3 separate regions of the Homo sapiens genome follow, and all the other regions are linked to region 1. The links are chromatin loops, found by intact Hi-C in ENCODE. Cell type or tissue: IMR-90. All regions are shown on one strand. Links, peaks and the distances in the headings refer to the core of each region. The heading gives the core; the rest is flanking DNA. Region 1 holds the start of PLCB4 (phospholipase C beta 4). Region 2 overlaps PLCB1 (phospholipase C beta 1). Region 3 overlaps PLCB4 (phospholipase C beta 4).

Evidence for each region. Peaks named below come from ENCODE experiments on the same cell type or tissue, not always from the same donor. Only the 100,000 strongest peaks of a DNase experiment are listed, where the experiment ranks them.
Region 2: a loop joins it to region 1, with 4 times the contacts of the local background. A loop is called at or near these places in 3 of 110 quality-filtered maps.
Region 3: a loop joins it to region 1, with 2.8 times the contacts of the local background. A loop is called at or near these places in 5 of 110 quality-filtered maps.

The regions. Positions count from the first base shown.
Region 1 is chr20:9,063,166-9,073,182 of GRCh38, reverse strand. PLCB4 (phospholipase C beta 4) reads right to left here and starts at 4,096. Exons shown (of 40, transcript NM_001377142.1): 1 at 3,977-4,096. In IMR-90, for the core only: no CTCF peak of the experiment used is centred there; DNase peaks (open chromatin) are centred at 3,682, 5,122 and 5,402; H3K4me3 peaks cover 3,146 bases; H3K27ac peaks cover 2,345 bases.
Region 2 is chr20:8,754,478-8,764,494 of GRCh38, reverse strand. PLCB1 (phospholipase C beta 1) reads right to left here. Exons shown (of 32, transcript NM_015192.4): 24 at 7,317-7,449; 25 at 4,035-4,088. Among named protein-coding and RNA genes, the nearest start is that of RNU105B, 72 kb to the left of the region's middle. In IMR-90, for the core only: a CTCF peak has its summit at 4,693 (motif pointing left); a DNase peak (open chromatin) is centred at 7,084.
Region 3 is chr20:9,211,134-9,221,150 of GRCh38, reverse strand. It overlaps PLCB4 (phospholipase C beta 4), which reads right to left. Exons shown (of 40, transcript NM_001377142.1): 3 at 3,699-3,761. Among named protein-coding and RNA genes, the nearest start is that of PLCB4, 150 kb to the right of the region's middle. RefSeq lists a silencer at 2,222-2,422. In IMR-90, for the core only: a CTCF peak has its summit at 5,400 (motif pointing left); a DNase peak (open chromatin) is centred at 6,280; H3K27ac peaks cover 173 bases.

The sequences.
Region 1 (10,017 bases), core at 2,548-7,547:
ACTCATGTCTGGGAGCCAAAGACATGCTTTAATTGTTCGGGAGGACAAGAAGGGCAATGTATCTTAAAGCCATGATTTGCCTGGCCCAAGGGTATTTCCGTAGCTAGAGGTGGAATTTCCCAGCCCTAGGCATACCAAAAGATCCTTTGAGCTTTGAAGGAGAATCCCAGGAAAGGGGAGAAGATAACACTATCTTATGGTCACATGGTGTGTGACATTCTCATTGAAGGTTTTATAAGTAGTGAGTAAGAGAGGTGTTCAGAGAAAAACCTTGGATTTATGTCCATTTCAACTATTTTTATTTGATAAAGGAAAGGAAAAGTAGACGAAGTGCATGCAGGGAAAATAAACACTCTGCTGGTCATTCATTCCCTGGAACATAAGGATCTCCTAGCTGAGATTTGAAAGGTACAGCATTATTACTTTCATCTCCTCTAGAAACTTGGGTTACGCCTTCAGCATAAAAAAGCATCCAAAGTCGTGAGCTTCCACCCAGACTCTTTCTACCCTTCCACCCAGAAAATGGGGTTTGGGAGTGGTTGCTGCAAAGGAGTGAAGTGGGCCTTGCAAATAAAAGTTATTCCAGGGTGATATTTTCAAAGCAAGCTTAATTCCAACCAAGACAATGTAAACATCACACTCATCCACTCAGTAATGCATAATCACCCAGGTCTGCCTCCACTGGCAAGGAAGTAAACTCATTTTTATACTTGGTTAGCTAAAGAATCACAGCCTAGGAACATGTAAAACCTTTATATCATTCTAAGGCATAACTAGATAAATAATATTACAATTTGAGAAAGTATTTCTACTTTAAAGGGTGAGGCTTTATCAAAAGCAAAACTATTAAACAAACAAATACTAAGGAATAGAAGAAAGAGCTACACAAGTTTATTCATTTTCCCAATATGAGAGGGAAATAGGAAAATGTGGAATGGACAGCACTGAGAATTAAGCAGTGTCCTTGCAAACACAGTTCACATCTGAAAACCAACAGCAAAACCACAGAAAGTCACTGCTGCCTCCCACCAGCGATGAAAAGCTGTATTTATTTCCCAACAGGCAGATAAGTCTCCTTGACAGACACTAATATGGCCTACACATTCATATATTATGAGGTGAAAAGCAACTATTTTAAAAACTTCAATCTGGACATAAAATACCAACTGTGATCATTAAAGCATCTCCATTAGTCCTTGACCTAATTTTGCATATCAAATACAGAAGTTCTTGGTTTTACAGGGACTCAACTGTGGTAGATAGACAGTTTATTAAAAGACCTGGGTCGGCGGTGCTAATCAACATGCTGTTTCACCCTTACTTTATAAGTGATCACAAACAAAAATTTAGTCACAGCCTGCTAAATAATTTTAAGTTTCAAAGAAAATTTATACTTCCTCAAAAATAGTTTACTATTAAGTGTGGAGAGCATGAGAAATCCAAAATCTTTCTTACATTACCTAAGTGCTCTAATCCGAAAAGATAAAATTTACTCTCAAGATTTCAAAATAAAAAATCAAACTCAGCTAATTACTAATTTTTTTTAATAATCTGCAAAATTTTTTCATTAATTCTGTTATTTGAGTTTTCCAGCTACATCTGAAAAACTGGGGATGAAAATTCAGACACTAAACTCAGAAGCTAATTTCACTTATATTGTTACATCCTTTCACAAATTAGCATGCTAATGTGATCACAAGGAAAACAGCACAGCAGCCCTGAAGCTCACTTTTACCTCAATTTTACTTAGAGGGTGAGGTAAAGATGAATACCAGGCAAACATTTCAATTCTTAATAAATCAAACCCCAAAATGAAGTTAGTGGTATCTTAGGAAAATACCATGTTTACTGAAATTGCCAAATATAACTGTCCCATGTTGCCAAAGTCAGCAGTATACATTAATCTAAAGACAGTTGTGTGTAATCTTGGGAAAGGCAAACTAGCTGTGCTACGGGCACTGAATGGACTCTGCTGTGGTTGAAATATTTCAGAGGTGATACAAATTTTTAAAATCTTTTCCTGCAAAAGGTTTTTGGTAACCTGTAACACTTTTTCAACTACCATATTTCTTTATCTCATAAGGCAAAAACACACCGCCTCACGATTCCAGGACATGTAAGCAGTTTAACATCACTCACATTTTCAGGCATATAAATATAAAACTTCCAATAGAGTATTTTAGAACAAAGCTTTCTGCGTGGGTATGCATTTGCAAAATAAAGGTAGAGTTATTCCGACAGATTTAAATGTGCACCCAGTGATCAAATGGAGTTAGAAATTCTGTTTTGACAGTTACTTGTAGAACAGCATTTTCAACAGCGATTAATTCAGAGCTGGGTAGTAATACCATCAAAACTAAGTTCCAACTGTTGAGTAATAATATAGTTGGAAGGAAGTGTAGTCCATAAGCTAATACATGGTACCTTTAGATATGTTATAATACGTCACATTCAAAAGGTTACTCGTCTGGCAGCAAGTCTTACGTTCATAAAAGTGCCAATAAAAATGTTTTGCCATTTCAAAAAGTGATTTTTTATGAAAACAGGTGCTCTCCAAAGATGGCAATCATTTATTAAACTACTACAGTTCAAAAGGAAGATGATATAATAGATCAATACACCAGCTAAGGATCATGCAAGACTGTCCTATGAAAAACAGCATTCTGGATTACATAACACAGATAGTGAGGGATTACACCACATGCCCCTGCTGAGCTAGACTTTTGATCTTCTGTATGATTCTATAACTGAGGCCACTCAAATTTGAAGAGTATAAAATATGAGGGTCTCAGTTCAACCACACATTTCTGAAAACAGCCGTCTTGAAAACAATAAAAGAATAAAGTTAAAATTTTACCTTCCCCCGCAACACACACACAATTTTTCTATTCTGAAAAACACAGTTGTTCAGATACTTTCTTAACCTCCTTGGAGCCTCCCCAGGTAAAGTCACCAGTTGCTTTTCCTGGTCATGTTTACATTATAAATCTGATTTCTCTTTAAGGGGAAATTCAATATCATTTTAAAATGATACATAGCTGCCTATGTTTGAATAACGTTATTTCCAGACAAAAAGAATTATTAAACAGCTATCTCCACATACCTATAACTTAAATATATAGACCACTAAGTATTACGTATATGGAAAAAAAAACACCTTTCCTGAATATTCTGGCCAAAATTAAATTTCAAATACATGTTTTAGAACAATAGCTAGAATCACTACAGAAGTTAAGAGGAAAAAAAGTTGGAAGAGTAGGGTCATCTTTCAGATATATCCATATTTATGGAAACTATAGTGGGCAGTTGTATTTCTCTCTAGGAAAATGCTAGTTTTATGATTCTAGATAAAGTTGCACTTAAACACACTTGGAAATTAGAGAATTCCATATTTCCATACTTCGATTCAGTACCATATACGAAGTCTACACTCAGAAGTATTGTACTATACAGAGTCTAATTGGTTAAAGCAAAAGCAACTTTAAAATTCTGAAAATAAGGATTTCCTTCACTAACAGGCTTTTAGGAGGCCCGAACCCTGCCCCCAATGAGTGCTAAGCCTGTCAGTGTTGTTTTAAGTGGAAACGGTCAATCATTTCTATGATTTCCCCAGAAGAGGCAAGAAGATCCACACGCATACACATTTACATGCGTTGCACGGTGCCAACTATTTCCAACCAAAATAATCATATACACGTCGAGCCGAGCTATTTCTAGCCCAGAAGAGGGTGAACGTCTGGAGAGAGTCTGAGGAAACCCAGCAGGCGATGACTGCAGGGGAAGGGGGATGGCGTCTGGGTCCCCTGCCTCCCGCGCGCACAGGGCGCCTGGCACCCGGCACCTGCACGGGGTCCCCGCTGGGCATCCGGGTGCGCGCGCGCGCGCGTCCGGGACGCACCCGCGGAAAGCAAACAAGCCCTGAGGGCCAAGGCGGGCGGGAGCATCCTCGGGCGGGACCCGAAATGCCTTTTCCTACCTGTCACTTTGCCTGGAGCTGCTGCCGGGGATGCGGCGACGGCCGCTGCCTGGAGACCCAGTGTGTACGCGCGTGTGTGTGCGCGCCCGTGTGTGCGTGTGCGTGTGTGTGTCTGTGTGTGAGAGATCTTGTTGGCGGTGCAGCTCACTTACTGCTCCCGGCGCGGCGCCACCACCCCCTCCTCGCCATAAAGAGCCGCCGCCAAGCCCCCTCCCGGCGCACCCCAGTCCCGCCCTCCCGCCTGCCTCCGCACCCCCTCCCTGGCCTCCCCGCCTCCCCGTCTCCGCGCCGCGCGGTCCTTACCTCAGTTGAGGGCGGGGGTCTCCGCCGTGGCTCCCCAGCGAGCCCACGGGGCAGCGCCGACCCGCCCGCCCACCGCCGGGCCCTGCGCGTCCCCCGCTCCGGGCCCCGCCGCCCCTCAGCGGCCAGCCGCTTCCTCCTCCCCTGCCCCCGAGCCTCCCTCCTCGTTCTCGCCTCCCGGCTCCAGAGCCCGAGCTGTCGCCTCGCAGCCCCAACCTGCCCAGGCTACGGAGCATGCCCAGTGCGGCGCGCCGGGCTGGGCTGGGGGTGGGCAGGGGCCGGGCCGGCCGCCCAGTTGCCGCGAGCCCGCAGGGCGAGGAGTGGGCGCCGACTGGGTCGGGGGCGCAGCCTCGCGAGCCGGGGGCCGAGCAGCCGAGGCAGGTGGTGGGCAGCGCCAAGAGGAGGTGGGTGGGGCATCCGGGGAAGCCGGCCCGCGGCGCGCTCCTCTGGGGTCTCCCTGGCGGCTCCCCGCGGCATGTGCCCCATGCCCAAGGGTCGGGGGCGCACGGGATGGCGCTGGGCGCAGAACCCAGGGAGCGGGGGCAGAAAAGCGGCACCCTCCTCGGATGGGAGACCCGCAGCCCGCCGTGGGCCGTGTGGAGGGGCTCAGGACTGGCCAGAACGGGGCCCCCAAAGCCGTTGGCTGGGTGGGGGACGTGCTTATTTGTTTATATTCGGTTTCATAAACCCATACAGCGCCTACAATGCGTCCTGCAGTGTTCTAAACGCTTTTTATTCATTTAATCCCTAAAACAATCTTCCAAAGAGTACTACTGCCTCTTTTTATTTCGCGGGTCTTACACAGAGCCACAGAGATTAAGTGGTTCCAAAAAGTCTTCCCACAAGTGCAACCTCAGACATGCAAATCCCCCAGACTTTGGTCCCTGGGATGCTGGGGTGCTGCTCCAGCCAGTTCCTGGCTTTTCCCGGCCCTACAACGGCCCCCAGGTGCCTCCGAGTCACACTCACACCCAGGCCCTAATGGTGTTCGGTCTGGCATCACCCTTGTGTGGACCCTCACAACGTGCTGCTCCCGAACTCCGGAGGGCTCCCTCCTCCCCACTCCGCCTCCTCCTTCTCCCGGCCGGCGGCCACCAAAACCCGGAGACGTGGCACCTGCGCATTGGGGACTGGGGCCATGCTCGCAGCTGCACTAGGCATGCTCAGCCGCCTGAGCCGGTCCGGCTGGCCAGGAGGAAAGAAAGGGCCAGACGGGGCGTGAAGTGTAAGAAATGGAGGGGGAATGTGTGTGCAAACAATAGTCCAGGCTCTGATGGGCAGGGGCAGTTGTAGATGCAAAAGACTCATTCCCCTGGCACATCCTGGCCATTTCCAGGCAGGGCTAAGAGATGGGGGTAATAATCATCAAAAGTTTAACCAACTGGGCATCCTTAAGCAAGAGGGGGCTGAGGCCCCACTGACCACTCCCCAGCTCAACTACTAAGCTGTAATTTTAGCTGAGCCTGGAAAAAAAGCTCCTCAGCAGCTGAAGCTGTCTGCCTGTGAAGAAGCCAAGAAAAATATCCCAGACCAAGTTTCCCCACAAGATTGGAAAGGAAAGATAGATCCCAGGGAAAGGCTGGTGGCTCTTCACTGTTAGGGATATTAAAGATGTGGTGATTTTGGCTGGGCGCGGTGGCTCACGCCTGTAATCCCAGCACTTTGGGAGGCCAAGGCGGGTGGATCATCTGAGGTCAGGCGTTCGAGACCAGCTTGGCCAACATGGTGAAACCTCATCTCTACTAAAAATACAAAAAAAAAAAAAAATTAGCCGGTCGTGGTGGTGGGCACTTGTAATCCCAGCTATTCAGGAGGCTGAGGCAGGAGAATCTCTCGAACACGGGAGGCGGAGGTTGCAGTGAGCTGAGATAGCCCCACTGCACTCCGCCCTGGGCGACAAAAGCAAAACTCCATCTCAAAGAAAAAAAAAGGGATCTGGTGATTTTGAGTGATTCCAGCATGATAAGGCAGTGTGTAATGGGCATACAAGTTGCCTGAGGATCTTGTTAAACTCCAGATTTTGATTCAGCAGATCTGGGGTGGGATCAGAGATTCTGCATTTCTAACAAGTTCCCACACCATGCTGATGTTGCTGTCTTTAGATAGATTTTTAGTTGCAAGAGGTTAGGGCAGTATTTTAGGCCTGTTCTTTATTTTATATGTATAAGAAAACCAAGGTTCAAAAAGGTTAAGCAATTTGCCCCCAGGTCACACGGCCAAGAAGTAGCATCACTAGGCTCAAACCCAGTTCTCCAGGGCTTCCTGTGTATGTTCCTCTATTCCCCAGGTATCACTCACAGACAGATGAGCTGAAGCTGTGTGTCTTGACAGTTTTTAACAATAGAACATAGTATTAGTAGATAATGCACCCAAACACACTATATCAGTTAGCCTTTAGTGTGTAACAAACCACACCAACACATAGTAGCCTAAAGCAACAATTATTCATTAGCTCACAATTCTGTGAATCAGTAACTGGAGCTAAAATCAGCTGAGCAGTGTTGTTCTCCTGGGCCTACTCATGCAGCTGCAGACATGCGGAGCTTGGAGCCTCATCCGGATGGCAAGGATGACAGGGTATTCCCATATGGCTTCTTCGTATGGTGAGTTCCTAGTTCCCAGCAGCAAAAGAAGGAAAGCCCCAATTCAAAATAGCATTTTATACCTCTGCTTGCTAATGTTCTACTGGCCAAAGCAAGCCACATGGCCATGCCCAGATTCAAAACATGGAGAAATCAACTTCAATTTTAATAAAAGGAGACACAAAATAGAGTAGTATTTTGTTTTTAAAATCTACCACACACATCAGAGTCCATAAAACTAGCCCTCCTGCCTTAGAGTTCAAAGTTGTATAGATTAAGCCTATCTTTCATTTTATATATTGGTAAACCAAGTCACAGTAATCTTTGTTGTTACTGTTAAGTCTTCAATCTAATAATATGTTTATTAAGGAATCTCAACTCAGGTATAAACATTAAATAATTTTTTTCTCTAAATCCTAAATTCAATCCAAATTCTCAATTCCCTTACCCTGCCTTTGATGACATGTTAGATGGTCATTCATTCCACATTTTTTTTTTTTGAGACAGGGTCTCGCTTTGTTGCCCAGGATGGAGTGCAGTGGCATCATCACGGCAACCTCAAACCCAGGGGCTCAAGTGATCCTCCCACCTCAGCACTCCCAGTAGCTTGGACTACAAGTGTGCGCTACCACACTTTGCTAAATTTTTTTATTTTATTTTTTTGTAGAGACAGAGTCTCACTATGTTGCCCAGGCTGGTTGTGAACTCCTGGGTTCACATGATCCTCTTGCCTCAGCCTCCCAAAGTACTCAGATTACAGGTTTGAGCCAAAGGATTGAGCTTGGATTACAGGTTTGTGCCTGGCCCATTGAACAAATTTTTTGAAACCTTCTATGTGCCAGGCACTACTCTTTGGCCAGGATACTAAAATAAGCAAGAGACAAAAATAATTGCCCCTAAGAAACTTAGATACTATCACAGGAGATAGACAATAGCATATTAAAAATATAGAACATTGGGCCAAGTGTGGTGGTTCTAGCCTATGATCCCAGCACTTTGGGAGGCCAAGGTGGGCAAATCACTTGAGGTCAGGAGTTCGAGACCAGCCTGGCCAACATGGCAAAACCCCAACTCTACCAAAAAAATACAAATATTAGCTGGGTATGGTGGCATGTGCCCATAGTCCAGCTACTCAGGAGGCTCAGGTGGGAGAATCACTTGAATCTGGGAGGTGGAGGCTGCAGTGAGCCAAGGTCATGGCCACTGCACTCCAGCTTGGGCAACAGAGTGAGACCCTGTCTCAAAAAAAAAAAAAAAATATATATATATATATATATATATATATATAAACATTGAGTAGTGCTAAGTAGTGTTTTATAACCTATATAAGTAAATATATATATAATCTCTCTGTCTCTCTCTTTCTCTCTCTCTCTCTCTATATATATATATGTAAAACATTGAGTAGTGCTAAGAACCATGGTGAAAAGAAGGCTTCCTGAGATGAGGTAGAGAGGCAGCTATTTTAGATAGGGATCAGAGATGGCCACTCTAAGGCCATTTGAGTGGAAGCTGAATGAGAGATGTTAATATCTAGAGAACAGTGTTTCCAGCAGCGAGACCAGCCAAGGCTCTCGGATGAGAATATGCTTGGCATGTCCAAGGGATGAAAGGAGGCCAGAGTGGCAGAGCAAGACATGGAGTGAGCAGAAGTGGGGTCACAGAGGCAGCAGGGGGCCAGACCATGTAAGGTCACAGAAACAACCTTGGACTTTAGTCTGGGTGTGTCATGAACCCATTGGAAGATGTTAAACAGGGTCATGACATGATCTGATTGATGGTTTAGGAAGATGTGCATTAAGAATGCCTATAGGAGGGAGGGTAGAAAAAGGAGCCTATTCTAAGGATACAGCAGTGGGTCCACTAGGGCAGAGTTTATCACTTTTCAGTATTAAAACTCAGACCAAGTGTATTAGTCTGTTTCATGCTGCTGATAAAGACATACCCAAGACTGGGTAATTTATAAAGGAAAGAGGTTTAATTGAGTCACAGTTCCACATGGCTGCAGAGGCTTCACAATCATGGTAGAAGGCAAGGAAGAGCAAAGTCACATCTTGCATGGATGGTGGCAGTCAAGAGCTTGTGCAGGGGAACTCCCCTTTATAAAACCATCAGATTTCGTGAGACTTATTCACTGTCAGGCGAACAGTACAGGAAAGACCCATCCCCGTGATTCAATTACCTCCCACCGGGTCCCTATCACAACATGTGGGAATTGTGGGAACTATAATTCAAGATGAGATTTGGGTGGGGACACAGCCAAACCATATCATCAGGTTAAACCTTCACCTTCAAACTCAACTTAAATTCAGTCTTCTGTCTTCTCCCTGTCCCACTGCAAGCCCTATTAGATGCCTTAATTCTTGAAGTGGAAGGTTACTGGCACAGGATCTGGCATTTAAACATTTTCCTACCCACTGCCCTTCCCCAGCCACCCTCCCCAACCCTGCCATTTGCCCTTCAAGGCCTAGTTCCGCCAGAATGTTGGGCAGCAAGAAGAAAAGGCCAGTGTCTCTACCTTTGACCTATAGCCATTATGGCCTTCTCTTGGTTCACTGTGGCTGCTTCTCTGGCTAGGAAATCAGGGACACAATCTGTCAGGAGTGCAATGCAAGCTCTCTGCCATGGAGATAATAAGGGAGGCCCTTGGAAGGTCCTTCTGGAATTCCAACCCCAGGTTCTCCTTTTTTCCCAGGCTCCACAGTTCTCTTCATGGTGGTCCAGCCTAGAGCATCTCAATGCTGGGTCTCACATGCTAGGTAGGCCACCCTGTTGGGTGAGGCATCTGCAAGAAAGTTAAGCTGAAGAGCCTTCTAGAGTATCTACTGGAAGCCCAGAGAAAATAGAGAAAATTGCCCATCCCAGCCAGGCTAATGGGTTGGCCAACAGGAAGGCAGGTAAGATGGAGCTGTTTCTGCAGCAAGGAGGATGCCTAGACCAATTTTGAAGACTTTCTCTAGAATGTAGATCCCTGAACACCTCATCGTGCTCAGCTGCAGACTCTAGTTATCAATTACCTGGCAACATTGTGTTATGAAAATTAACATTCACCACAAGAAAAGCCAAAGCAAACTGCAAACGCCACCAGTTCTTTACTTTGATTTGTATAAAGTCTTGCTTATTGTCATTGTTACTTAATATGAAAGGATAATAGTGACA
Region 2 (10,017 bases), core at 2,144-7,143, 310 kb after region 1:
GCATTGCTATAAGGATTATAATACTTCTATAACTTTATAGGGTTGTTAAGATGATGAAATAAAAGAACTCATGGAAAGTATTTAACTCAGTTTCTGGCACTGTGCCTGTGGAGGCTTAGAAAATAACTGTGCAGGTTCTACAACATCATTTCTAAAAGGTATCATTTACAGTATAAACATCATAAGCTGGTACATTTATCATAAAAGCATATAGCAGTAAAGTGTCTTGAGGGAAGATACCTTAATATAATTTGCACAAAGTCACCAGAGGCTTACTAGCAGCCCACTTTACTATATTATTATGATTATGATTACTATTTTCTTTTTTGAGACAGAGTCTTGCTCTGTTGCGCAGGCTGGAGTGCAGTGGCGTGATCTCAGCTCACTGCAACCTCCACCTCGCGGGTTCAGGTGATTCTCATGTCTCAGCCTCCCAAGTAGCTGGGATTACAAGCATGCACCAACATGCCCGGATAATTATTTTCTATTTTTTATGGAGACGGGGTTTCGCCATGTTGGCCAGCCTGGTCTCAAACTCCCAGCCTCAAGTGATCTGCCCTCCTCGGCTTCCCAAAGTGCTGGGATTTCCAGGCATGAGTCACCATGCCTGGCTGATTTTTTTATCCCATGCTGAGAAAACTTTGAATGTGATAGAGTCTGACCTTAAAACATTCTGGGCCAAGTGCATTGGCTCATGCCTGTAATCCCAGCACTTTGGGAGGCCGAGGCAGGATCACCTGAGGTCAGGAATTCGAGACTAGCCTGGCCAACATGGTGAAACCCCATCTCTACTAAAAATACAAAAATTAGGCCAGGTGTGGTGGCGCATGCCTGTAAGTCCAGCACTTTGGGAGGCCAAGGTGGGTGGATATCTGAGGTCAGGAGTTCGAGACCAGCCTGGCCAACATGGCAAAACTCCTGTCTCTACTAAAAACACAAAAATTAGCTGGGCATGGTGGCACATGCCTATAATCCCAGCTGCTCGAGAGGCTGAGGCAGGAGAATTGCTTGAACCTGGGAAGCAGAGGTTGCAGTGAGCCAAGATTGTGCCACTGCACTCCAGCCTGGGTGGCAGAGTTAGACTCTTGTCTCTAAATAAATAAATAAATAAATAAAAATGCAAAAATTAGCCAGGTGTGGTGGCAGGCACCTGTAATCCCAGCCACTCGGGAGGCTGAGGCAGGAGAATCACTTGAACCCGGGAGACGGAGGTTTCAATGAGCCGCGATCACATCATTGCTCTGCAGCCTGGGCGACAGGGTGAGACTCCGTCTCAAAACAAAACAAAACTAATCTGTATTTTACTGATATATTCAATCAATTCTAGAATGTGCATTTAAAAAATATGTTAACATTTCCGAAATCAAGATGCATCTTATGGTTGGTGGGGTATGATGGTTGGTCAGTGCTTTTCTTTTTTAGCAATACATGAACGTAGGATGCTTTACAACTGATGGTATCTTAACTCCAGTGAATTATCATTTATATGGACCTAGATCAAGTCATAGTTCACATGTTTCCATGGTTTGAATTGAATGTCCTGCTTCTGGGAACAAAAAATGTTACCATAAATATTTGAAACTATCAAGAGATTCAGAAATAATATATGCTGTGAATAACAAGAGACCTGAATAGAAAATAAGATGTCTAGTGAATAAACATTGAGACTAGAATAATAAGTTATGTTATTAAATGTTAAGGTCTTTAAGCAATAGAAATATGTTTCCTTTTCTTATACTGTGTCTATTCTCCTGACATTCGATCTCTTTTGAGAATGAGGCCATGGAGAAAACCAGGTACATTTATTTAATGGTTTCCTTCAGGCCCAAATTGACTCATTATGGTTGCATAATAAATTATTACATTAAGAATTTATAATCCCAAGGAATTGCTGCATTCTTGGAGGCAGATGCAATTCTATTTCTTTAAAAGTGGTTTACAGCATATCAGCTATAGGCAGTTTGGAAATAAGGCTCTAGATGTTCTAACCTACGATTAGAAATAAATCCACATAAACTATTATTTTTAAAAAGTCTGTAGATGAGAGAGGCTGTTCCTTAGACTATGCTCTTAAGTATAAAGGTAATGCTCACTTATATAAAGACACAAATATCATTTATAAATAAGCCACCAAGATATAATCACAGCTAATGTATTGGTACAGACCATTGCCTTTTGTCCATTCATTTACGTTATTTTAAACAACATTCTAGGAACACTGCTGTCTCTTGTTGTATGCATTAATATGGTGTTGTTTCCCATGAAACTAAATCTTTCTTTTTTTGAGACAGAGTTTCGCGCTTGTTGCCCAGGCTGGAGTGCAATGGCGCAACCTTGGCTCACGGCAACCTCCGCCTCCTGGGTTCAAGCGAATTTCCTGCCTCAGCTTCCTGAGTAGCTGGGATTATAGGTGCGCGCCACCACAGCGGTTAATTTTGTAATATTTAGTAGAGATGGGGTTTCTCCATGTTGGTCAGGCTGGTCTCGAACTCCCGACCTCAGGTGATCCGCCCCCCCCTTGGCCTCCCCAGGTACTGGGATTACAGGCGTGAGCCACCACACCCAGCCTAGAACTAAATCTTTTAAAAACATGTTTTGTTGGGAGGGGCACAGTGGCTCACGCCTGTAATCCCAAAACTTTGGGAGGCCGAGGCGGGTGGATCACCTGAGGTCAGGAGTTCGAGACCAGCCTGGCCAACGTGGCGAATCACCGTCTCTACTAAAAATAGCGGGTGGATCACCTGAGGTCAGGAGTTCGAGACCAGCCTGGCCAACGTGGAGAATCACCGTCTCTACTAAAAATACAAAATTAGCCGGGTGTGGTGGCACGTGCTTGTAATCCTAGCTATTTGGGAGGCTGAGGCAGGAGAATTGCTTGAACCCGGGAGGTGGAGGTTGCGGTCAGCCGAGATTGTACCACTGTGTTCCAGCCTGGGTGGCAGAGTGAGACTTTGTCTCAAAAACAAAACAAAACCAAACCATGTTTTGTTTTCTTTTAATACTTTCCTCAAGTAATTTTTCTACGCATATTTTATGCATTTCTTGATGAAATGCAAATATACGCATCAAAGTGCATAAATCATAAAAGTATAGCCTTGTAAATTTTCCCAAAGTCAATGTGCTTCAATATCCATCACTTAGGTCAAAGTTAGAATTTGGCCAGCATCCCAGAAGCCTTCCTTTTTGGTTCCTGTCTCCCACCAAGTATAATCCAAATCCAGGTTTCTACAGCACAGATTAGTTTTGTCTTTGAAGTTGGTGTATATGGAATCCTACAGAATATGTTCTTTTGTGTCTGACTTTTTTCCTCAACATTATGCTTGAGTTTTATCCATGTTGTGTGTGACTTGAGTTTATTTATTCCTGCAGTTGCCTCCTGTTCCATGCTAGGAATTTATCACAATTTATTTACCTACCTTACAGCTGATGGACATTGGGTTGTTTCTAGATTTGGCCCTTACCAGTGGTGCTGCTTTTGGTGAACGTGTGTGTACATTTCTGTTGTATATTGAACCAAGTATTATAAACATTTTTAAGATTCCACTACATACTGCTAATTGTACTGCACAAAGCTTGTACCAATTTTAGTTCCACTAGTTTATGTGACTAACCAAATATAAAATAACTCCAAACTGTATCACAGTTCTTAAACACTGTGCATTTTATGCTCACAAATGGATCATATTCTGCATATCTAAAATATAGTTTATTATTGGCAATTTGGGAAGACAGGCATTCTTGTTCACTGGGTTACATTTCCAGCATGAAACTATTCTTTGATGCTGAAATAGCTATCTTGTGAAACTACATTATTTTTATGCCAGTAGGGTTCTAGCTACAAAGTATGGTTACTTCTCTGTGATTATATCATATCATGTAGACTAAACTAAAAGTGTATGTCTCTAGATTTTTTAGAAGAAGAAATATTAATGATGTTGTTTTTCAGATATGAATGGAAATTTCCTCTCCTCTAAATACTTCCACTGTGTAACACTGAGCTGCTTAATTCCATGGGGGGAAAGGGTGGCATTTACCTGTTAAGACACTCTGAATAAGATCTTCTGTTTTGGCAGGTGCCTTTACAGAACCTGTAATATAAAAGATAAAATAAATAGCCTCTTCAACTTTTTAAATTTTATTCTTCCTGTAAACAAACAAACATATTTGGGCCTTGAATCTAAATCTCTTTTCAGAGAAATGACAAATTGTGTGAGAAAATTCTTTATAAAAATTATTCTTAAAAAGTCTTCATTTGCAGCTTTGAGACAAACCTAATTAAATGTAACATTAGGCCAGGTGCAGTGGCTCATTCCTGTAATCCCGGCACTTTGGGAGGCCGAGGCAGGCGGATCACTTGAGGTCAGGAGTTCAAGACCAGCCTGGCAATATGGTGAAACCCTGTCTCTACTAAAAATACAAAAATTAGCGGAGCATGGTGGCGGGTACTTGTAATCCCAGCTACCTGGTTGGCTGAAGCAGAAGAATCACTTGAAGCCAGGAGGTGGAGTTTGCAGTGGACTGAGATCATGCCACTGCACTCCACCCTATGTGACAGATTGAGTGAAAGTCTGTCTCCAAAAAAAAAAAAAAAAAAAAAATGTGATATTATATGCCCCATTTATAACGAGAGAAAAGAGAAAAGACATCCACTTGGAACAAATTCAGTTTAGGCAATGCTATCGCCATCTTCTGGCTAAATCAGGAATGACAAGTGACCTTTTAAAAGTCAAACGCTGGGAGGCCAAGGTAGATGGATCAGCTGAGGTCAGGAGCTCGACACCAGCCTGACCAACATGGCGAAACCCCGTCTCTACTAAAAATATAAAATTAGCCGGGTGTGATGGTGCACGCCTGTAATCCCAGCTACTTGGGAGGCTGAGGCAGGAGAATCGCTTGAACCCAGGAGGCAGAGGTTGCAGTGAGCTGAGATCACACCATTGCACTCCAGCCTGGGCAACAAGAGCCAAACTCTGTCTCAAAATAAAATAAAGTAAAATAAAAATAAAAGTCAAATGTTGACCACTAGGCAGTAATAACTGTTACAGGAAAGATCCATTGGTGAATGTTAAAAATCAGTAAGCAAAAGTTTAAGGAAGAACAGGATATTTGCATAGTCTCAAAGTAGCTCTCCCAATATATCTAAGAGGGGAAAATAATAACTTTCAGTGGAGAAACCACCTTAACCAAGTGATCCCATATCATCAGTGATGAGACCCAGCAACATCATATATCCGTGATGTGATGCACTGAGAAAGGCGAGTATCACTTGCATGGTGCTCTTGTCAAAATGCATGCCCTCAACCTAATCATGGGGAAACATCGGACCAACCCAGACTGAGGGATGTTCAACAAAATAACTGACCAGAGTTCTTCCAAAGTACCAAGGTTATGAAAGACAGGAAAGACTGTGGGACTGCCATAGATTAAAGGAGACTAAAGAATCATGACAATAAAATACAATTTGGGATCCTGCGTTGGAATCTTGAACAGTAAAAGGACATTACTGTAGAAAGCAGGTTAGTCCAAATAAATTGTGCAGTTTAGGTCAGAGTATCATGCCAATGTTACTTTCCTGGTTTTGATGATTGCCCCATGATCCCGTGAGATGTTAACTTTAGGGGAAGAAGAGGTTATTTTTGCAATGTATTCTGTGCCATTTAAAAAATATTTTCTGTAAGTTCAATTATTCCAAAATATCAAGTTAAAAAAATTAAATGTGAAAATGCTAAATTCTCTTTTACTTTCAGGAACACATGACTATTTACTCACACATTTAAATGATGGATTTATATTTCAGAAGCATTCAAGATGTTTGTATTTGGTATATAAAACTCTTTATTTGAAAATTTACTTCTTGTTTATAACGTCATCTTCTTACTATTATTGACTTTGGCAACTTTTTTTTTTTCTTTTTGAGATGGAGCCTCGCTCTGTCACTCAGGCTGGAGTGCAGTGGTGCGATCTCAGCTTACTGCACCTCCGCCTCCTGGGTTCAAGCAATTCTCCTGCCTCAGCCTCCTGAGTTGCTGGAACTACAGGCATGCACTACCATGCCAGGCTAACTTATGTATTTTTAGTAGCGATGGGGGTTTCACCATGTTGGCCAGGTTGGTCCTGAACTGCTGACCTCAAGTGATCCACCTGCCTCAACCTTCCAAAGTACTGGGATTACGGGCATGAGCCACCATGCCTGGCCAGCAACCTTTTAAAAAGCAGTTCAAGCGTGTCTGATACAAATTAAATATAATTGGTTTTTTTTTTTTTAATTCTCTTTCTCTCCCATGAGAAATACCCTTAAAAGATCTGGATCTACTGGCACCCTGATCTAGTATGACAAAGAAAGGAGCTCCTTTCCACACCTTCATGGAAGGAAATTCTGCTCCCTTTTGTTTACTTTATTAACCAATTCAACAAGAAATTATCAGGTACATGCTATTCCCCAGCACTGTGTGATGTACAGAGGAGGCATCAAATTGAAGTCTACCTAGGAAGCCTCCCATCTACTGGGGTAAACAGGACATACACACAAGGAATAGTTACACAAAGCTGCATAAGATTAAATGTCAAAGTTAGCTGCGTAGAAATCAAAGGATTTTTATTTTATTTATTTATTTATTTATTTATTTATTCATTTATTCATTTTGAGAAATGAGACAAGAGTGTGGCTTTGGCTGTAATATAGGAGCTAAAAGCAAGAATGTTAGTATCATTGGGAACTGCATCAGGCCTAAGGTCACTCTTCCCTGGCACTGTGGCCTTCAATAAGTACTTTATCACCTGAAAATGGCAGCTTATTCATCTGCACAATGGGGACAATAATAGAATCTACTCTTGGGCCTGGTATGGGGGGAATTGAAATGATCCATATGAAAAGCTTAGCAATGTGTCCAGCACAGGGCAGACACTCAAAGATGTTGAAAAGAAAGTTGGAGAAAGAGGGAAAGGAGCCCTTGGCACAGAATTAATGAAGCAAGACTAAGAATGCACTTCTAAGGCATGGTTGTTTATAAGCTGCTTGGAGAATTCTTCTCAAACTGTGCCAGCAGATGGGTCATAACTCATCACTGAAAAAGGACACCGGAAATCTGGGTGATTTTTTTTGTTGTGGTTTCATAAGTTATCTGTAGAGCCAGATGAGCACATATGACTCTCTTCTGGCTTTCATTCATTAATTGCACATTGACGGAGCTCCTCCTAAGTCCACACATCTTTCCCCACTTGATGCTTTAGCTACCCACATCACAGCGCCTCCGTCAGTGGCACTAATGAACTGGAGGATCTTGCTCATGTTGTCCAGCTCTTTCCAGATGGCTTACCTGGAGCTGGCTGGCTGTGGAGAGCCTGGGAGGGTGGCTTGGGTGTCAGGGTTGTAGTGTGATTCACCCCATTTTCTGCTGGAGTCGTTCTCGCTTCACTTGGAGCCTCTGATGGTGTTTCTCCAGGATCAGCCTAAAATTATAAATATCCTTTCATTTTCCACATTTCTTTTTATTCTTTTCTTGCCTTCCTAAACCAACAAGGCTACATTTTATAGCATCTTCACAATTCTTTTGGAGTTGGAAATATCAAATTTGATACTCCCTGGAAAGCAGGGTTAAAACAGCATAGTGTTGAGCCATGACTATGGGAGGTTAATTGTATTAAAGTCTCCAATTTTTACACCAACCTATGTCTATGCCCGTTGGTGGTGCCCTTCCACACTGACTCTGGACCAGACCATGTGATTTGCTTTGGTTAATCAGAGAATAGCAAACTTGATACAAAAGACCCTTGCAAATTTTTCCACTGTTTCTCAGGGTCCTATTATAGCAATGGAGGATGAGAGGTCTGAGTCATCCTGGTCTGTCATCCAGCTCTTCTGGAAGAGAGCTGAGTCATCCTGGTCAAGGATGTCCTGGACCAGCCAGTCCCCAGCTGAGCACATACACTTGAGTGAACCCGGCTGAGATGAGCTGAGTCTATGAGTCTGGTCTGGATCTGCAGACCTGCCCAGCTGACCAGATAATGCATGAAAAATAATAACTAGTTGATGTTATAAGCTGCCAAGTTTGGGGTTGTTTTACAGAATGAGCTAATCGATGTGATGGATAAGAACACACATTTTGGAGCACAGCTTGCCTGGGTTCAGATTCTGGCCCTGCAATTTACCAGCAGTGTGATTTTGGGCAGTTCACTTAACTCTCTGTGCTTCAATTTCTTTATCCTTATAGATGAAGACAGGTGTTTACTGGGGATCATAATATTATCTTGTTAGATTGTTTAGATGATTAAATAAGTTAATACTTATAAAGTACTTAGAATTGTTTCTGGCACAGAGTAAATATGTGGATGTTAAATAATGTGAAAGTTGTCAGAATCTAAATGGAGTCCCTTATATTAAAACAACAACAACACCCACAAAAACCCAAAAAACCCTGACAAAAAGAGCCAGGGAATGTCATAAAGAGAAGGTTCTCACTCATAAATGCCTGATAAGAAAAACTCTCACAAAAGACTCTGCAAAAGCCATCACCTTGTACAAAGGCCATAGCAACTTTACACAAAAAATACTTCTGTGAGGACACCTGCCTAGCAACTCCCTGTCCAACGTCAGACTGAGGTCACTCTTGTTATTGATCCTTGTAGCCAAGGCTAATCATCTGAAAACAATTATGTAACCCTCCTCATTTATCCTTTACAAACCTTTGTCTTCCTTCCCTCCCTGACTAAGCACATAATTTAGTATGCCCTATTCTTAAATAATACCATTTTCTTTTAGAGAGCATCTGTTTGTTATTTATGTTGACATAAAACAAATAAAACCTTTAAGCTTGTGGAATACTACCAATGAATAATAATAATAAATGCATTGAAACGTAAAATCTTCATTCGACACCCTCCAGCAGCTAATTCCACATACCTTATACACAGTAAACAGTTTAAAAATGTTTGTTGAATAAATGCTGATCCTTATAAAATAATTGCCTACATACTCTTTTAATGTTGCTTTTCAATATGCTAAATTCTCTGTAACTCTTTATCAGAATTGCCTTCCAAGTCCCTGGCAGGTTTTACTGACAATGAGGCTATCCCAATGTTCTACTTTGTAGCACATTTTAAAAATACATTAGGAAATATATTTTTCCAGAAGTCTTTTGGAGCCTAACATTGTGACATTTTGGCATGTGATTACAGATGAAAAATTGACCTATAATAACTTTCTTATAAAAAGTAAGATAAGAGTGAAAATAGTGACACTGATTGTCACCAGTGGCTTTTAATCTGTTTCCCAAATCATCTTTAAACCATCTTCCAAAACTGCATTAAGTGATGGCAGAACTTATTTTAATTCAACAAATCATCCCTGCTTGTTTACTACACCCTACTCAATGCTGGAAGAGCCCTTAGTAGCAGTGGCTGGACATCAGTTAGGGGAGACAGGAGACTAAACAAGTAACCGGGGCAGCCTGTATAGCTCACTATGGCAGAATCTTTCTTTTGAAAAATGACTACTTCTGATGGGTAAGTGCCAGTATGGTCACACTATTTAGTTACATCCATCAGAAAAATTCTCCCTAGAATTATATGCAAAGGGAAAGGATTGTGTATGTGTTGTTCAGCAAGACATTGCAAACTGGAAAGTCATGGTCCCAATGGAGTACATGGATGCATTTTCTTTGGCTCAACCAGTGTTGTCAAATCTTTTAATTAAGGTGATCTTATACTGAAACAATGGGTTTCTTACTTCCCTTGAAAAACTAGATTTGACTACATGGGACCTATACACCCACAGTGGGTGGTTCTTTGGCTTAAATACAGCAGGGGTAACGCTTTGCTGGCCTCCCAGCTGAAGAGGGTGCCCATGGTTACCAAACTCAGCTGCTTTAGAAAGCAGGTAGGAAGATGTCCCTATTCCGTGGGGATCTGACCTTCCCCATTATATCCAAGTTGGTTTCTAAAACCATGTGGGGAATGAACCAGATTCTTCCCAATGTGACAGCTCACTAAAATTAGCCCTCTGAAAAAGGATAGAGAAAA
Region 3 (10,017 bases), core at 2,933-7,932, 150 kb before region 1:
ATCATCTCCCTGCTTGGCTTCTTCCCTTTCCCTTCCCTTCCCCCACTCACTAGTTTCTCCTGGGAGCCCTGCCTTGATAAACCACTTGTGCAGAAATCCTCTTCTCAGTCTGCTTCTGGAGAGCTCATCTCACGACTCTTGGCATGCATGAATGTGCTCTAAGAAAATGTGAAAGAAACCACAGGTTTTTGTGCTTGCTATTGTTGTACCATGGATAAGAGCTTCTGTAACACTCAAGAGTTTGAAATAACTAAAGTATTTACAGGGTAATAAGAAGGATCCTCATTCCTATAGAGCACTGCAGCAACCCTAGGCCACAGATCTTAGATCAAGAAAAAAATATGCTAATAGCTGGTACAACATATCTATGTCTCCAAGGTGTAAGAGAAGACAGGACAATGAGTAAGGCTCTAAAGTAGAGGCAAAATGAAAGAAAAGTCAACATTAAGTTTGGTGAGCTGCATGCCTAACACTAATGTTATAAATTCTGTATATAATTAATACAAACATTTTTTGAGATGGAGTCTCGTCTGTCACCCAGGCTGGGGTACAGTGGCTCAGTCTCGGCTCACTGCAAACCTCCGCCTCCTGGGTTGAAGCAATTCTCCTGTCTCAGCCTCTCGAATCGCTGGGATTACAGGCATGTGCCACCATGCCCAGCTAACTTTTTTTTGTATTTTTAGTAGAGACAGGGTTTGACCATGTTGGCCAGGCTGGTCTTGAACTCCTGACTTCAGGTGATCCGCATGCCTCGGCCTCCCAAAATGCTGGGTGGCATGAGCCACCGTGCCCGGTCTATAATGAATATTTAATTAAAACAATTTAAAAGGAAGAAAGCACCCCCAACATTAGATAGGTTTTTCAGAAGAACAGTGTATCTTCCAAACTAAAATGCCACAGGAGAGAAGTTATCAAGGGTTGTTTACTTTCTTTTCCTGAAACTTGAAAGCAGTTTTTGATTGGACTAAACTAAGGCATTCCTCTTCAGCAAGAGCCAATCTAAAGCTCCCAATGCAAAGGTCACTTAATGCAAGGGTGAGGATAATTCATCCAAAAACAGTCATTTTGTTCTCTAAATAAATATTTTCTATTTTAGGAGTTTATTGACCAACACTGTTTTGTTTTGTTTAAAAAAAAAAGCTAAATTGAACGTGACATATAAGCAAGATTCAAAATATACCTTTTGCCTTTATAGAAATAAGAACATATTCTGAATGCCTACTCTGCATATAAATAGGCCTTAAAAAATACATTTAGAACTAACATAGAGTCAGAGCTGCTCACCGTTGGAAGTGTGGGGAAGTAAAGCAGGCATTTCAAGACAAAACCAGAAATGCTCAGGTTCCAGAGTTTAGATGTTTCCAATTTTGAGTATGGGAAGATATTATAGAAGAATCAGATTTTAGTTCAGTGTTTTAAAAACAACTCACAATTCAAGATATGTAGCAAGTGAATGATGCTAGAGTAGAGGCCAAATGGTTTTATTTTTAGGAGAGGATGGAGGGACATATGGAAGGATTCTCTGGAAGAAAGGCAAGCGTAACATAAGCAACCAACCACCAGGTGACATCTGGGGCTCCAAGTCTAATCAGGTCCTATTGGGTGAGAACGAGAGTACACTGCCCATGTACTGTTTCAGCCCCAGGATCTGGAGCCATCCAAAGCCTCTGTAAAAGTTTTTTTTTTCGGAGTCTCCCTCTGTTGCCCAGGCTGGAGTGCAGTGGCGCCATCTCGGCTCACTGCAAGCTCCGCCTCCTGGGTTCATGCCATTCTCCTGCCTCAGCTTCCTGAGTAGCTGGGACTACAGGCGCCCACCACCATGCCTGGCTAATTTTTCGTATTTTTAGTAGAGACGGGGTTTCACTGTGTTAGCCAGGATGGTGTCAATCTCCTGACCTTGTGATCCACCCGCCTCGGCCTCCCAAAGTGCTGGGATTGCAGGCGTGAGCCACCGCGCCCAGCCAAGGCTTTGTAAAATTAAATGCATGGCATTTACACTCCTTAATGTAGAGGAATTTCTTCTTTGAACTTAAAATATTTAACAAAACTTCTGAGCTCTGCTGGGGTTCTTTTTTTGGACTCTTGAATCAAGTGTTTATATTCAATAAGCACATAACTCGTCATAGGAACCATTTATAAATACAGCTGATGAAAAATGACCTATTTAAGGATAATACAACTCTTAAACAGAGAAAGTGGATAGTCCAGATTAATGTGATGAAGGAGTGAAAAGCAGATGATGTGTCCACACTGATTTAAAGTCCCGAGAGAATTATTCAGTCCCTCCTACTCCCCAACTCCTCTTTGCCTACTAAGACATGGTTTATGAGTCATCCTTGGGGAGTAGTAAAAGATAGCGCACTTGACTAAAAATAGATAGGAACATTCAATAATAAATCTACTTTCTGGATATCTCTTGTCATCATTAAACACTGATCACTTAGAGAAGTGTCAGGTTGTGCGATTCTTCCTTCCCCTCATGGAAAGGCCGGAAGAAAATCAGCCACGGGCACTGCCAGAAGATAATGAAGTATCTCACATGATATGCAAAACGCTGGAGGAAAACACTCAGCCATTAAATGCCAACAGCCCAGAGGAACAGATCCTCCAGGAGGACCTATTAGGAGAAACAATAAAGTTGCTGGTTCACGCCATTACTATAAAATGACCTCTTGTTCCTGAAGGTAAGAAATGATACATAGTCCAAATGCTTTACTTGTAACAGCAATTTAAAAATAGCAATTTGAGCCAGGTTCGGTGGTTCATACCTGTAATTCCAGCACTTTGGGAGGCCGAGGTGGGCAGATCACGAAGTCAGGAGTTTGAGACCAGCCTGACTAACATGGTGAAACTCCGTCTCTGCTAAAAATGCAAAAATTAGCCAGGCGTGGTGGCATGCACCTGTAATGCTACTCAGGAAGTGGAGGCAGGAGAATCGCTTGAACCCAGGAGGCAGAGGTTGCAGTGAGCCGAGATTGCGCCACTGCACTCCAGCCTGGGTGACAGAGCGAGAATTCCGTCTCAAAAATAAATAAATAAACAAACAGCAATTTGATCAAGGGATTATAAAAGAACATGTCTCATATTCACTAGGATTCTGGCTCTGGAATACAAGTATTGGCAAGTTACAGTTTATAAATAAAACAAATCAGCCATATAAAGATATTTCCAGTTCCCCTTTTTGCGTTTCTTTAAAAGTTTGTAAAATGAACCATTAGGGGAGCACTGGAAGAATTTATTTACATCATCCCCTGGTAGTTCCCCCAAAATGGAGGATTTTTGCTGATAATGTACACAGTTGTGATTTTTCACATCAGTGGGAATCTTCTTAAGCAAAATCTGCACAGGACTGAAAACAAGTCACAGAAACATTTCTCCCCAGAAAGAATTGTAGACAATGATCACTTCAAAAACATGTGATGCTTACTAAATGCGGGCAACACTATTGCAGAGAGCAAGTAGAAAATCTAGCAAAGGGTAAAGTGCCCAAGGTTAGTAGTGAAATTAATAAAATTGAACCTAGAAAGTGCTGGGAGATCCTGCTTAATGCTCTGCCGCATCAAGGAAGATGTCTGTGAATCAGTTTTGAGAGGCATTTCAGAAGCAGCATCAGCCAGAATGAAGGGATTCATCTTACAGACTGAAAGTTCTAGAAACCTACAACCAAAGACTCTCCACACAGGCGGTAAAGTACTCACTGGGCAGCTCTGGACTGACTGCAGGTGATGTCCACTTCGTCAAACTCACAGCAGCACTGTCCTCTGAAACAGACACAGACAAGACAAATCGATGTAAAGGACTTTTAGAGTTTTCATGGAGAAAAACAGTCCTTTGCACTTCAAAATCAGAATCTAATGTAAATTTAAAAACGTCAGAAAAACAAAAAAAAATTAGTGGCATAAGTTGCAAACAAATGACACAGACACACAGTCATCATATCAGAATTATTACTGCTATACTCAGCCAACAGAGTTTATACACTCTCTCTACAATGCTGCTAATATCCTACTCACCCTCTTAATCTATTAAAATAATTAAGCAGCAATAGAACAACAAGGCTATCTAAAACCTTCTCAAAGTAAATATAATTATCTTTTCCTGATTAGCAGTATAATGTCCTTAGATGAACTGTAATTGGAAAAAACTCTTTTTATAACAGAATTACATCTATTTGCAAAGAGAGTCTTTTTTTATGGCTGTTTCCGTATTGTCTTTGTTATTAAGTTGTTTATGTTGATTCTGGATTTGACATTGGATTTCTGATTTGGCTGAAATCTAGATTTCAGGATCTTTTCAAGGTGGAGTGGGAGGAAAAGTTCCAGGTGGTGTCAGAAGTACACAAAAGTGGCCGGGTGCAGTGGCTCACACCTATAATCCCAACACTTTGGGAGGCCAAGGCAAGCAGATCACTTGCCTCAGGAGTGGAGTTCAAGGCCAGCCTGGCCAACATGGTGAAGCCCCATATCTACAAAAAAATACAAAAATTAGCCAAGTGTGGTGGTGCGTGCCTGTAATCCTAGCTACTCAGGAGGCTGAGGCAAGAGAATCACTTGAATCCAGGAGGCAGAGGTTGCAGTGAGCAAAGATCATGCCACTGCACTCCAGCCTGGGCAACGGAGTAAAACTCCATCTCAGGCCGGGCGCAGTGGCTCACGCCTGTAATCCCAGCACTTTGGGAGGCCGAGGCGGGCGGATCACGAGGTCAGGAGATCAAGACCATCCTGGCTAACATGGTGAAACCCCGTCTCTACTAAAAATACAAAAAATTAGCCGGGCATGGTGGCAGGCGCCTGTAGTCCCAGCTACTCGGGAGGCTGAGGCAGGAAAATGGCGTGAACCTGGGAGGCGAAGCTTGCAGCAAGCCGAGATGGCACCACTGCACTCCAGCCTGGGTGACAGAGAGAGACTCCATCTCACAAAAACAAACAAACAAACAAACAAAAACTCCATCTCAAAAAAAAAAAGAAGTACACAAAAGTAAGGGGAAGCCCATTTCCATATGGTAAGAAGGCAGAGGCAACTGATGACACCTGGGAAAACTGTGTCTATAAAGTTTGAATTGAAATTTGTGAAGGTCACGATCTATGTATAGAGATGACTACAGCACAGTCCTTTAATAAGGTCTCAGGTAGGTTGGTACATTCATATAATACAAGACTACACCATGAAAAACAAGAGAGGAAATCTGTACCTATATGAAAAGACATAGAAACAAATTCTCAGGTCATTTTATTAATTTAAAAAGTCTGAAGTAGTGTAGTAATATGGATACTATGGCTCCATTGTGTTAAGACAAACCTCACTAATCTATATGTAAATACACAGACATATATATCGTTATACACAAATAACGCATCTGGAGGGAAAACAAGAAACACTGAGTGTGGCTACCTCTAGCTCCCTCTAGGGGACCAGTACTAAAAGGAGATTTTTAAAGGGTAAGGTCTTTGATTTTAACCTAACATTTAACCATTATGTAATATTTTACCATGAAGCAAATAATTTTTATAATTAAAATGGAAAAAAAGCCAATTCACTCCAAAGTCTCTACAGAAAGCAACATCCCACTTCAAATATACAGAATTAGGGAATACACAGCATCATGTACCCTGACTTTACTAATTTAGTGACTATTTACTATGATGCAGGCTGGCTCTAAGCATGGATTGAATCATCATTTATAATCCACATAAAAACTCAAAAATGTATGTACTCTCATTTTATAGAAAAGGGAATGAAGAAGTTGAATATTCAAGAATCCCACAAAACTGGCATTCAAACCCAGGCACCCTCGCCCATGTTTAACCCCTACAGTGCCACTTCTTCCATGACATTTACCAGATTTTCAATCTTACATTTATATTTGTAATTATGTATTAATAATGAAGATACGACTCCCATGAAGACAGGGATTATGTGTTATTGAAAACCACTAGGTATTTCCCCAATACCTACCATAACGCCTGGCACAGAGTAGATGCTCAATAAATCTTTGTTGAATGCTGAATAATTAGGTGGCCTACCTACAGCTGGAATGTTAAACTATATGACTCTTTTATGTCTCCTGAGGCTATGAAACAGGCCGAGTTCCCAAAAAGCTCATTGATTAATGATCCTGCCATACCATGCTCCTCGTTTTGAGAAACCACTTGCTGCCCAAGTCATTTCGTAATCAAAGACTTAGAGACTGGACACATGTTTTCCCTTCTCTTCTTTAATTCCCTAGCAACTATCTAACATAAACTGCCTCATTGTTCCATAAACCTTTCTAATTCTGGGCATATATAAGATATTGCAACATGTGGGGAAGGCAATGTTGAAATACTTAACTACAAAGAAGTTAAGCAGTATAAGCAATTTGTCATGAACTATTTAGCTACTGGCATATCATAGCCAAACTATTGCAACTGACTTGGAGTTGTAGTAATATGTGAATGAAGACTCCAGCATACCAACTTTTCCTTTCAAATACTATTATTCTGGGTCATGAAGGGATTACATGGGGCTTTGGTAAAGAAGGGACTGTGTGCATGAGTGTGTGTGTGAGAGACAGAGGCTGTGTGTGTGTGTGTGTGTGTGTGTGTGTGTGTCTGGGGTGTTTATGTATGTCTTCCCACGTGTTTTGATCTTTCAAAGAAGAAAGATATTTTCCCATAATAGGTAAACAAAATTGCAAATCCCAGAGTTGTATCAGTGTTAATGCAAACAAAAGCTGTTTCATTCAACAAAGGTATCAAGACCATTCAATGGGGAGAGACAGTCTATTCAACACACGGTGCCAGGACAACTGGCACAAAGACCACATATGGTATCTCACACGCAAACGAATGAAGATAGGCTCCTACCTCACAACATGGACAAAAATTAGCTCCAAGTGAATCACAGAAGTAAAACTATAAAATTCTTAAAAGTAAATATAACATAGGAGTAAATCTTTGTGATCTTGGGTGGCACCATCCTTGTGACCAGAACAATGGTTTCTTAGGTGTGACACCAAAAGCATGAAGAACAAAAGAAAAAAGAAGATAAGTCGAACCTCTTTAAAAACTTTTGTCCTTCAAAGTACACCGTCAAAAAAGTGAAAAGAGAACCCACAGAACAGGAAATCTGATAAAGAACTTTTATCCAGGATGTAAGAACTCTTAGAACTGGACAGGAAAAAGACAAATAACCCAATTTAAAAATGGGCAAATGACCTGAATAGACATTTCCCAAAAAAGATATACAACCATGAAAAGATACTTAACCATTAGGGAAATATAAATCAAAGCCACAATGAGATACTGCTTCATAGCCACTAGAAAAGCTATAATCAAAAGACATAACAAGTGTTGACAAGAATTTAGAGAAATTGGAAACTTCATACACTGCTGGTGGAAATGTAAAATGATGCTGCTGCTTTGGAAAACAGTCTAGCAGTTGCTCAAATGGTTAAAAATGAAGTAACTGTATTACCCAGTAATTCCACTCCTAGATATGAACCCAAGAAAAAATGAAAACATATATCCATATAAAAATTACATGTAAAATTTCATAGCAGCATTATTCATAATAGCCCAATTGTAAACAATCCCAATGTCCATCAACTGATAAACATATTAACAAAACGTGTAGTACGTTCACATAATAGAATATTATCCAGCAATTCAAAAATGCAACACAGATACACATGACTACGTGAATTAACTTCAAAGAAACATTACGCTGGCTGGGCATGTTGGCTCACGCCTGTAATCCCAACAGTTTGGGAGGCCAGGGTGGGTGGATCACCTAAGGTCAGGAGTTCAAGACCAGCCTAGCCAACATAGTGAAATCCTGTCTCTACTAAAAGTACAAAAATTAGCTGGGTGTGGTGGCACACACCTGTGATCCCACCTACTTGGGAGGCTGAGGCAAGAGAACTGCTTGAACCTGGGAGATAGAGTTTGTAGTGAGCCGAGATTGCACTGCACCACTGCCCTCCAGCCTGGGTGATAGAGTGAGACTTTGTCTAAAAAAAAAAAAAAAAAAAAAAAAAAAAAAGTATGCTAACGGAGAGAAGCCAAGCACAAAGACCACATATGGTATGTTCCCATGTATATGAAATGTCCACTACAGGCAAATCCACAGAAACAGAAAGCTGACTAGTGGCTCTCTATGACTAGAGGAGCAGCATGGGATTTCTTTTTGGGGTAATGAAGATTCAAAGGTTAGATTGTGTTGATAGTTGCACAATGCCACGAATATATTAATACTAAAAACCACTGAATTGTACATTTTAAGTGAGTGCATTTTATGATATGTAAATTATACTTCATGAAAGCAGTCTTTTAAAAAAAGGCTATAATACACATAGTGAGTTTGCCAGTCAGCTTTTTCCAAAAATGAGAAAACACTCACATTCTTCAAGAAAACACAGTAAGTGATAAAATTTATATATATTAAAAAGTCTTATTGTGATTCTTCAGGGGATTCCTTGTGATGGAAAACATCCAATTTTATTTTACCCTGACAAAAGAAAAGCATACATATGGAACTGCCTTCAAGCCATAAGAAAACACCAATATTTTACTGTAAACCACCACTAATCATGCCACAGTGTTTTACATAGTCTTATTTCAAAGCAATGGGGAACTTTAGCCAAGGGTGAAGCTTTTATTTCTCAGAGGAGGAAGAAACCTACAAATATTTAAAGGTGACATTGCCATGCCTGTTTTAGTGAATCTATATATGTACTGAACACAAAAAGACTAGCATGTGATGTCCTCCCCCAAGATATTCAATATTCAGATTTTGTTTTAAAGTGAAGAGTAACTGGGCAAGGTTGAACAAAAACAGATCATTTTACTCTGACTTAATACTGAACATGGAAATGATTGTTTTGCAAGCAAACAGAATGTTGGAAAGCAGTTGTGTCAGTGAGATTGTGCAGTACAACAAAGACTTCAAACTTTTGTAGCTTAAATCAATAACCACTTATTTTGGTGTTCTCTAGTTTGCAAGAGAAGCAAGAAGGCAGGCCCCAAAGCACAAGCACTTTCCAAGCCTCTGTTGTATCGCATTGGCTAATATATCATTTGGCAAAACTAGTTACATGGTCAAGCCCACATTCAAAAGATAGAGAAATGGTCCCACCTCTTGATGGGGCACTGCACACTGCAAAGCCATGAATGTACAGTGGGGAAGACCTTGTGGACGTTTTTACAATCGACCATAGCATTATTTCCCAAAGCGGAACACTCTCCCACTAATGGTCCATGAAGAGATATTTTATGGTTTATTACACTTTATTATTAATGGTACAGTTTCCATGTACCATCTTAAAATACAGATATTTTACAATGGTACATGGAGAGGTAATGTAGAATGCATGGGCATTAGCACTTACCTTCTATTTATAGAAAATGGAATCATTCTTCTATTGAATGGGTACATAACTTCTATTGGGTACATAACTATAATTATTTACAGCTACTTATAATAGTAATGTTACCACATTACCATCATTATCATGGTTGTATTTTCTTTTTAAGCAAATACATTTAAGTGGAAAAGATGAGTCATAAGTTCAGGTAAAACTCAGATTTGGCCAAATCCATAAAAGTGATTCAGGAATAACCCAAGTTTAGAACCTAGTGGGGTAGGACAATGCTTCTCAAACTTTAACATACAAATCACCAGCATATCTGGTTAAAATGCACATTCTGTTTGACTGTAGGTCTGAGGCAGGGCCTGAGATTCAGCATGTGTGAAGCTCAAGCTCTCAGGTGATGCTGACATGACTGGTTCCAATGCATGCTGAGTATCAAGCACAGAGATGAAGGGCAAAGACCTGGCAGTCAGAAGAGCTGAGCACCATCATTGACCAGCTATGCAGTTTCAAGCAACTGTCTTCACCTCTCTGAAACCAGCTCCTATCTGTAAAATGCAGGCGGTGTTAGGACTCATCTTAGAAGTCAGGGTCAGAGTGAGACGAGATAAGAGGAGCAAGGCACCCAAGCAACACAGAAGGGATCAATGCCTGCTTTGTTCTGTAGC